2 separate regions of the Mus musculus genome follow, and region 1 is linked to region 2. A link is a contact called in ENCODE Hi-C or POLR2A ChIA-PET data. All regions are on one chromosome and are shown on one strand. Each heading gives the region's core, a stretch centred on a gene start or an enhancer-like site at or near the end of the contact. The rest is flanking DNA. Distances are from core to core; before and after follow the strand shown.

Evidence for each region. Hi-C counts contacts between places; a loop is a spot of excess contacts on that map. ChIA-PET counts read pairs that join two places held with the same protein, here RNA polymerase II (POLR2A).
Region 1: a loop to region 2 is called in a map of heart, with 3 times the contacts of the local background. The contact joins the enhancer-like site here to the promoter of Marcks in region 2. A Hi-C loop is called at or near these places in 3 of 37 maps with a recorded cell type or tissue (Patski, adrenal gland and heart). POLR2A ChIA-PET finds 5 or more read pairs at or near these places in 2 of 5 experiments (Patski and embryonic stem cell).

The regions. Positions count from the first base shown.
Region 1 is chr10:37,614,214-37,619,197 of GRCm38, reverse strand. No RefSeq gene overlaps it. Among named protein-coding and RNA genes, the nearest start is that of Gm31330, 180 kb to the right of the region's middle. Within about 2 kb of position 1,342, at least 1 of the 3 ENCODE cell types and tissues checked has a DNase peak (open chromatin) inside an H3K27ac peak, as active enhancers do; it is heart, where a contact is called at or near this core.
Region 2 is chr10:37,136,458-37,141,145 of GRCm38, reverse strand. It overlaps Marcks (myristoylated alanine rich protein kinase C substrate), which reads left to right and starts at 2,220. Exons shown (of 2, transcript NM_008538.2): 1 at 2,220-2,712; 2 at 4,211-4,688. The coding sequence starts at 2,611. It overlaps 5930403N24Rik (RIKEN cDNA 5930403N24 gene), which reads right to left and starts at 1,614. Exons shown (of 3, transcript NR_166104.1): 1 at 401-1,614.

The DNA of each region.
Region 1 (4,984 bases), core at 93-2,592, 480 kb before region 2:
GAAAGAGAGACATCTATGCATTTTGGTGTGAGTATTCAAGAAAGCAGCCATGTTCAGCAATGGAAGTCAGCAAAAGGCTATATGAAAGAAGCTGAGGAGGTTTTTGCAGAAAGATTGAGAAAGCCCGGAGTCCTAAAGGAAACATGCTGGAGGATTTGCTCATTCAGTACCTGAAAAATAGGATAAGGATACAGGAAAGAAAACCATGCACAGTGCCCATATTGGTAACTTCTTTGTGGCTGTGCTAAAACACCTTGACCAAGGCAGCTTATAGGAAGAAGGGCTAATTTCAGTTTATAATTTCAGGAGAGCCCATAGTGGCCTGGGAGTCATGGTGGTTGGCAGCAGGAAACTGAGAGATCAAATGTACAACCACAAACAGGAAGCAGAGAGAAGTAGAGTGAGGCTATAAACTCTCAGAGAGACCACCCTAGTGAAATGTTTTCTCCAGTAAGGCCGCACCACCTCCCAAAGAGCTCCACCCATTGGCCACTAAGTATTCAAATACTTGGTGGGGGTGGATCACATTTCTTATTTAAACCACCACAGTATGGAGTCAGAGATCTGAGTTCCCAGAGCACCTCACTTCAAACTGTTGTATTCCAGGATGAGAAATCATAACAGGGATATCTGGTTAGAAATAGAAATCGAGACAGCTTATTAACGATGAAGAAGCATTCCAGAGAATAGGAGTAGGCCAGTCAGCAGAGGCAGCATACCTATAACACGCAGGGCCATGGGGAGTATGGTCCTCTGTAGGGTGTTCACAGATACCTACCAAGTACCTGTTGCTTGAACTTCTGGTCAATCTGATATTCTGGTCTCCAACCACTACACTCTTCCCACACCATAATGCCAACTTCCTATGGCTGTTGAAGTAACTCCATGAATAAACAGGCCCTGGCACAGAAGACTGTATACAGATGTGCAAGCTCCTTACACTCTACCCAGCATGTGTGAAAAGAAGACAACCTCAATATGGACTTTTCTGAGGCGCTTCATATGCAGGGAGGGCCCTGCCACACTTGCCTTAAGGTCAGCTGCTGTGGGGCGAGGAGGTATAGAGCCTTCCTGAGGCTGTGTCCCAGAGCACTCAGGAGAGAGAGGGACCCTATGGCTCCTGATTACAGTTCTTAGCTGTAATCATCCAATTACACCCTTTTATGTTCTATTTTGCTGCATCTGAAAGGGCCCCTGAGGAGGGGGGTGAATCTGGATATCTAATAGCTACTTTAACCTGGAGGTAAGCTGCTAAAAATAGTCCCACTATCTGTGGGCGGGCTTCCAAGGAATGCTTGAGTGTAGAGCAGGGCAGCATTCTGCCAATCAACCTCTTGTCTCAATCACTTGGCCACACTGCTGTCAGATCCCAGCGCGTGGGTCTTATTTGTTCCAAGTGCCACAAAAGTACAGGACCTAGAAGGGAATAGAGGTAATTAAAGCAGAGTTGACGATGAATCCTGGATATCAGAGGGTACATTTAAGTCACGTTAAAAATCTAGAACTGACATTTCACACCGCTATCATACCATGACTCCAAAGAACTCTTTCCCAGTGAAAGAGATTATTTCTAGAGTCCCCTGCTCTTAAAAGGGGTTGTGTATTATTTTATCCCTTAAGTTGGAGATGCAGAGAAGCCTTTTCTCTCCTCATAAAAGTAGATAATCTGGTGAAAGCCTTTCTAGGAGAGAGATGGGTGCTCCTGGTGACACTGAAGCACACCAGCACAGAAGATGGCTCAGCTACTGCTGTGTTTCTTACAAAGGGCATAGACAAAGGTTGCTTGGGATGAATTTTCCTTGTCAGAAATTTTGAATCTGGCATTTTCCTTGAGTTTAAATGTTATATTAATAAACGGTGAATATAATTTAATGCCACTGGTATTTTCTAATTTAAATTGAAGTCAGTTATTAAAAGGTCAAGCATTACCAATGCTTCTTAGGGGAGAATATGACAGAAATGAAATTCAATGTATACTTCCTTCGAAAATTGGTACCTACCTTTAGTTAGCATCAAGGAAAAAAGGATTAAATTCTAAAGCAGAATTACTAATTTCCGTTGAACTTTTTTGGAATAGATGAAAATATAACTTTACTCAGCATTAAGATAGGAGCATGATTATTCATCTATTAGACATACAAATGAAGCATGTATGGTTTTTGTTTTTCTTAATCTAACTTAGCTATTAATTAAATATTAACTAGAGACATTTTGGAAAGATTTTTTTCCCCTGTTTTACTTTTGACAAAACAGATTGTGAACTTAATTAAGAGCATGCCTATGGAAGTAAATCTATAACAACTGTTTTGTCGTGGAGAAATAAATACCTTTACATGCAGTAGACAGCAGGATTTTGAAGAGGGAATTGATTACACTTGGACTTCAGTTTTGTTTCAAATTGTTTATTTCTCTAAAGATGGGGGTGGGATCCTGACAAAAATTTTTCAGTGGGATGTTAATGAATCATTTGTGGTCAGGTTCACAGACAAAAGCCCTTTATTGGCCTGAGTTGGGTCAGATTTCCAGACTTTCTTTACCCTCTCTCATCTGGGGAAGACAAAACAAGGCAGAGGAGGGGCTTTTCCAGGCCACAGCTCTGCAAGGTTTCTGACTAGGAGCCTGCAATCAAGAAAGCAGCTTCAAGGCTGGATCTGTTTCCTGGCTCACCAGGAATCTTGTGACACGCACATTCAATCTTTATTTGTTTAAGGCACACCATTCTTGGCTTGTTTAAATATCCTACCAGAGCAGAAAAGCAAGTCACCAGTTCTGGGCCTCAGAATTGGTCTGCTTCTGTAGTAGCTCTGACCTCAGGAGACATGTGACAGGCCAGGTCCTGGAGAATGATTGCTAAAGAGGGCCTTTCCTACTGACTATTAAATCTAAAGATACCTCAACTCTGTGTGTGTGTGTGTGTGTGTGTGTGTGTGTGTGTGCGCGCGCATGGGCACATACTTTATACAGAGTTGTCATGTTATTAAAGTAAAGTCCAACAAATGATTAAAGGTCAGATGTCAAACATTTGGCAGAGATCTTTATGTTCTTTTACATCAATTGTTCCCCCATAAACCTAAAATGTGACCACTCAAGTACATGTTGTTAAAGCAGGATATTGAGCTTAGCATATTGTGAAAGAATTGCAAAATAGCCTTGGTGAAATTCAGAAATTCTTTCACATATTTACTTCTTAAATAAGATGGAGCTTTTATTTTCATCCTTTCTAGGAATAATTCACTTAGCAATAATACAACTTTATATATACAAGAAGTGGCATACATTTATGTAACTACATAAAGTGGCATATATATATTTTCATGAAATTACTTTTAAAATATTTGAAGTAGGAATATGTCCCCAAATCCCTATGACCTGAAAGAGCTTTAGTGTGAAAGGAATCCAAGCACCTGAATGTATCATGACTTTAATTTTATATTTTAAGTCGTTGCCTAAAAGAAAAAGGGAAAAGAAAAAGAAAAAAATCCAGACACTAACTAATATTCACACATTTTATGTATTAGCCTAAGACAGTTGCTCAGATCCATTGTTCTTCAGCTGGGCAAGGAGACCTGGTGGCCAGGCTTCCAGATCCAGAGCAGGCTTGTTGGTGCTCTGACATTGATTGCACCTCTACAAAGATGATTCTGTCTCACTCCCGCTGCTTTTTGATCACCACATCTGTAAAATACAAATAAGCAAACTTCACTGAAAACAGAAAACATGATCCAATGTCATGTCGTCTCCCAGGAGCCAGTGAATCTGTTAATTTGTAACTAAGCTGCATTGAAATTTTCATTCCTGAGGGGGAAAAGAACAATAAAAATAAATAATAAAACTCACCAAAACAGCCATGGCTAACAAAAAGGGGCAGCTGGCTGCCTCTTATCTCCTTTCATATGACTTCTCCAAAACAACTGGGATTGTATACCACTTGGTAATGCTTAGCCTTATTGTCATTTGACTGCATATAAAGCATCAACATTGGTGGAGGTGATATAAAAACAATCATAAAAGAAATCTGTTCTTTTGATTTTATGCTGATGTTCAAATTCAAGTTCCCTACCAATTTCAATATTCCTTGTTTTCTGCCTACAGTTACCATCACATAAAATATACTCACTCAGTAAAGTGATGTGTAGAAATTCACAATTCTTTCATTACTTATTCTTAGATATCAACAGTCTTTCAAGTTTTAGGAAAAAGAAATGGTCAATGATAATCAAATGTATTAAAGTATCATATTAATTTACTTTAAACAGACCAAATAGAATGTCAGCCTTTAGCCAGAGAATTTATAGTAATCTTTGAAATACCAAAGTTTTGAGCATCTCTACTTTCCTTTGTTCTCCCTGTATCCAGGGATGGAGAGATGTCTCAGTGGTTACAATCATTTCCTGCTTTTGCAGAAGACCCGGCTTCAGTTTCCAGAACCCACATTGTGTGTCACAATCATCTGTAAGCTCATTTCTAGAGGAACAGATAACCTCTTCTTACCTACCTGGGCATTAGGCACACATGTGGTGCACCTACATACACGAAGGCCAAGCATTCATATACACAAAATGAAAGAAATAAACCTTAAAATGTTAAGTTTATATCAGAGCCAAAAAGTCTTTTGTGATTCAAAGCAAAAATGTACTTTGGAATTTTTGTAACACTAATCTCTAAGAATAGTAGCAATATGACCAAAGGGGGTGTGTGTGTGTGGGGAGGGAGAATAATAAACTATAATGAAAAACTAGAGAGGTTGAAAACATGTGATTTTTCCTGGCTTTCTCCAGTGGGTTTCTAGTTGGCCATTGAACATCCCTGTTAGTCCTCACTGGTCCCTAAGTCACCAAGGAGTCAGATGGTAAATTTTCCAGCCAGCTCTATTAAGTTTCAGTTTAAATGCTTGCTTTACTATGTGTTCTTATGAGCACAGTACTCACATATTCGAGGCATTCATTCTAGATATGATTTAAAACTAAATCATTTCTAAACAAGC
Region 2 (4,688 bases), core at 971-3,470:
GCTCTCCCGCTCCCCTGACGCTCACGGGCTCCGCCCCGGAGCGGCCATCTGCTCCTCGTGGGTCCTGGGGTCTCCTCCTGACCCACTCCCTCCGCCCCTCCTCTCGCGCCCCTCCCCGCCCCCACTCCGCCGGGCTCCGCCCCTTCCCCCTCCCGGCGCCTGGGGCTCCGAATCTTCCCCGCGGTTGCCCCGGAGACGAGCCGATACCAGGCAAATAGGCATTGGAGAAAGAAAAGGGGGGAAAGCTGCACGACAGCCTGTTAACAAAGGAGCCACAAAAGCAGCCCCCGAATGTCTGGGAGAAAAAATCCGAAAGCGAACTAGCAATCATCCCAATTTAAAACCGGAGGGAGACGCAGAGGAAGGGGCAAGGTTCCCGTGGGGTGGGTGCACAGATTGCCTTTTGAGCCTTTGGGAATCTCCTGGATGGTGGTGTTGGACCAGCCCAGTTGACTTTTCAAGTTGGAACTGCTAATGAGGGATTCGTGTCCATCCTGGCGGCCGGGTTCTCGGGCCAGTCCAGCAGGCTTCCTTACGGGTGCTAACACGTTGGTTGGCAAGACGCGTTTCGACGAAATATTCCTTCCAGGCGCTCCGTGGAATATGACTTTGGGATTTAATAATGTATCTAAAGGTACTGGACAGGAGATGAAACTTCACGCAACGATGTTCTGCTCAGGGACTGTCAAACAGCACTTGAACAAAGGGTTATTGGCTTGAACCAACTGTCCTTTTCACTCAAAGTGTGACCTATTTCCCTACAATGAACAGAAAGTAACTGTTTGACAATTCCGAGCCAACACTAAGAGAAACGAGCCATTCCCTCGACTGCTTCTCGCCTCCATCGTTCACGTTGCAGTCATTAAATGCAAACGCCGAAAGATGTTTTGGATGTTTTCATGAGCGAGACTAGAGGAATATTTATTAAGTTGCATCCTCTATCCCCTCTCCCTTCCAGATACATTAAATCAACGCCTGGTCTTTCACACACTAAAAGCGTCTGGTACTTCGGTGGCAAGGGCTGTAGCGAACGAGAGAGATATCCTACACACCGCTGTAGAGCTTTGCCTTTAGCCTGGGTTAGACGTGGAGTCTCCAGGGATTTTCTTTCTGTCTCTCAACCTTGCAGGCGATTTCTTCTGAGACTAGGACTCGGTCTTTTAGGATTTCCTCGCTGTTGCCTCTCTTCCAGGAGCACACTTGATGCTGTGCACAGACAAGTTCAAAATGAGAGTCCCTCCGATGTTGGCAGCAGGCTAGGAAAACAACCCGTGTCGACGAGAGTAGCTGCCTCCCAACTGTAAATATGGATTCGTACACTCAAGGCTCGGTCTAGTTTTACCACAGAGGAAAATTAATGATGTCGTTTCTTACAGTGATAACATGCTAGCAAGTTTCGATCTTCTGAAAATGGTCCTCACAATGTTTTGTGGAAAAGTGATCGGTAATTGGAATAGTTGGAGAGACGCGATTTGAGGTGCTCCAAGGACCAATTTCAAAATATTTTATTTCACGCCTCTAGGAGAGAAAGGAACGAGCATGGCTTAGGCTGTTTGCTGTTTTTGCGTTTCCCACATCTGGCCTACAGACCTAATTCCAACTGGAGATCTTGCTAGATGAAATTCGATCTTCGTGGTTTAAATACCTTTCAGTGTGGGACGATTTAACAATTGCAGCAGTTTTTTTAAAAAAAGAAACACCCCCCCCCAAAAAAAAAAATCCTTGCGCACTATCTGTGAAACCCTTATGGAGTGCGGAGGGAAAAAATGCTGCTAGCACACAAATCCTACCCATTGTCTTTAACACTCGTATACACACTTATACACGTAAACACACGGGAAAGATGGGGGAGGGGAGAGAATGGCTAGAGACAGACGCGGATATAGACCGGCAAGAGTCAATGCGAGTCAAGTTAAAGCTTTCTCCGCCCCCATCCATAAGTACCCCCTCCCGCGTTAATTAATTCCAAACAAAGCAAGCCAATCAAGACATGCATTATTATTTTCAGGCCGAGGGAGACGAGAAGCACGTATTTTTTAATTGATTTATTTATTTGGAAGACATTAATTCTTGGTCTGAGGCTGATTTTCAAACCGTTTGCAAAGCGCGGCTCCATTGTTCGCCCGGAGCGCAGGCCCCGCCCCCTGCTTTGTGTGCGGCGCGCGGATTGGCCAGCGCGCGCGGGGGCCGCGTCAGCGCCCGCGAGCCCATTCATCTGTGCACTTGGGCGTTGGACCCCGCATCTTATTAGCAACCAGGGAGATTTCTCCATTTTCCTCTTGTCTACAGTGCGGCTACAAATCTGGGATTTTTTTTTATTACTTCTTTTTTTAAAAAAACTACACTTGGGCTCCTTTTTTGTGCTCGACTTTTCCACCTTTTTCCCTCCTTCCTGCGCTGCTGCTTTTTTGATCTCTTCGACTAAAAATTTTTTATCCGGAGTATTTAATCGGGTCTCTTCTGTCCTCCTCGCCACCCCCACCCCCTCCCTCCGGTGTGTGTGCCGCCGCCGCTGTTGCTGCTGCTGCTGCTCGCCCCGTCGTTACACCAACCGAAGGCTCTTTGTTTCCTCTCTTGGATCTGTTGAGTTTCTTTGTTGAAGAAGCCAGCATGGGTGCCCAGTTCTCCAAGACCGCAGCGAAGGGAGAAGCCACCGCCGAGAGGCCCGGGGAGGCGGCTGTGGCCTCGTCGCCTTCCAAAGCAAATGGGCAGGTAAATTCTACCTGTGGTTCTTGGCATTTCTTGGGTGTCTTTCTCTAATCTGGACGCCTCGTCTTCCCTCTGGTCGCGCCCGAGATGCATTCGAGGGAGGGGAGCCTAGCCAGATTCTAGTCTGAAAGTTGAATGGGTAATGATAGCCTAAATTGTCAATTTTTCATAGGAAGGGTACCCTCCACCCCCACCCCAAAGGAGTGGTTCCTAAGGATCCTGGCCAATTCTTGAGTAGACCGGAGGAAGAGTGATAAATCGTCTAAAATGGCGTGGTTTGGAGATTGGCTGAACGTGACTAGTTAGATGCACCCCCCCCCCAACGCCCCTCCAGGTTGCATTTGTATTTGGGGCCACAGTGGTGTTTGGGTGGCTCACGTATTTATTGTCGAGATTGGGTCGTCTTTGAGATTTCTGGTGTGGTTGTGTGTGTGCGCGCGCGTGTGTATGTGTGTGTAGGAAGGGGGGAGCCAACGCGGATGGCGGTGGAGAAAGGCAAGCTGAGAAGGCTTGTCTTATTGTATCCAGAGGCAGTATGCCTCGGGTTCTTGGAAAGGTGGCTGGTTAGAGCCGGACAGGCAGCTTTTCCAAGTGCCTTTGCGATGGCCCTTCCCCTCCCCCTTTGGTAGCTGTGTAATTACACACCCATATGACTTTTCAAATGGTATCCTGGTGTGGTGGGAATTCTCAGTGGGTTTTTGAAGACCCTTTCCTGCCTGCCAAGAAGGGAGCAGTTCTGGTGTTTTGGTCTGGACTGTTCGTGTGAGTGGCACCTTGGCCACCCTCGAGGATTGCCTCAGTGCTGCTGCGACCCAGGCAGAGAGCCATGGTTGGGTGGGCTCAAGAGGTCGGCCATGGGTGGCTGCTTTCCAAACAGCGAGCACCCACCACGCCTCTTTTCCTAGAGCCAAAAAAAAAAAAAAAAAAAAAAAAAAAAAAAAAGGCCTGCTCTAAACCTACCGGGGCAAGACGTGCTCTGTCAAGAGCCTTTAAACCCGTTAAAAATGCAAAAAGGAGCTGCCCGGGCGCACCCCAATTTGCAGAATGATGGGCGAAGGTGGGCGTGGAAGCGGAGGCCAGACTTCAGACATAATGGGTTTTCCCCAGCCCTGCTGGTTGCCGAGCCTCGGAGAGGCCGACCGGGGCAGCCACCTGAGCTTTGTTTGCGGACTCCCGGGCTGCGCGATCCCCAGCTCGGGGGCGCCTCGGCCTGCGGGCAGGGCCCGGCTAGGCAGGGTGGGGTGGCCCCGCCCCTGGGCGCCCTCCCGCCCGCGCCCCGCTGCGCTCCGCGCGGTGGAGGAGCAGCGCCCCCTGCCGGCGCCACCCGGGAACGCGCAGCCCCGGGAGCTCCCGTTGCTCGAGGCGGAGGGAAGGGAACCTGATGCAGGCCTCAGAATGTGGGCGACTTGTGTCCACTCCCCGGCCGCCGGGCACGGAAGCTTGCCCCGCGCGGGTCGGTCGCTCCGAGTGACGCCCCCGTCTTTTTCTTTCTGCCCCGCAGGAGAATGGCCACGTAAAAGTGAACGGGGACGCGTCTCCCGCCGCCGCCGAGCCGGGCGCCAAGGAGGAGCTGCAAGCCAACGGCAGCGCCCCGGCCGCCGACAAGGAGGAGCCCGCGAGCGGCAGTGCCGCGACCCCCGCCGCGGCCGAAAAGGATGAGGCTGCCGCGGCCACCGAGCCGGGCGCCGGCGCGGCCGACAAGGAGGCTGCGGAGGCCGAGCCCGCCGAGCCCAGCTCCCCGGCCGCCGAGGCCGAGGGCGCGTCCGCCTCCTCCACGTCGTCGCCCAAGGCGGAGGACGGGGCCGCGCCGTCGCCCAGCAGCGAGACCCCGAAAAAAAAAAAGAAGCGCTTTTCCTTCAAGAAGTCCTTCAAGCTGAGCGGCTTCTCCTTCAAGAAGAGCAAGAAGGAGTCGGGCGAGGGCGCTGAAGCAGAGGGAGCGACCGCGGAAGGCGCCAAGGACGAGGCTGCAGCCGCAGCGG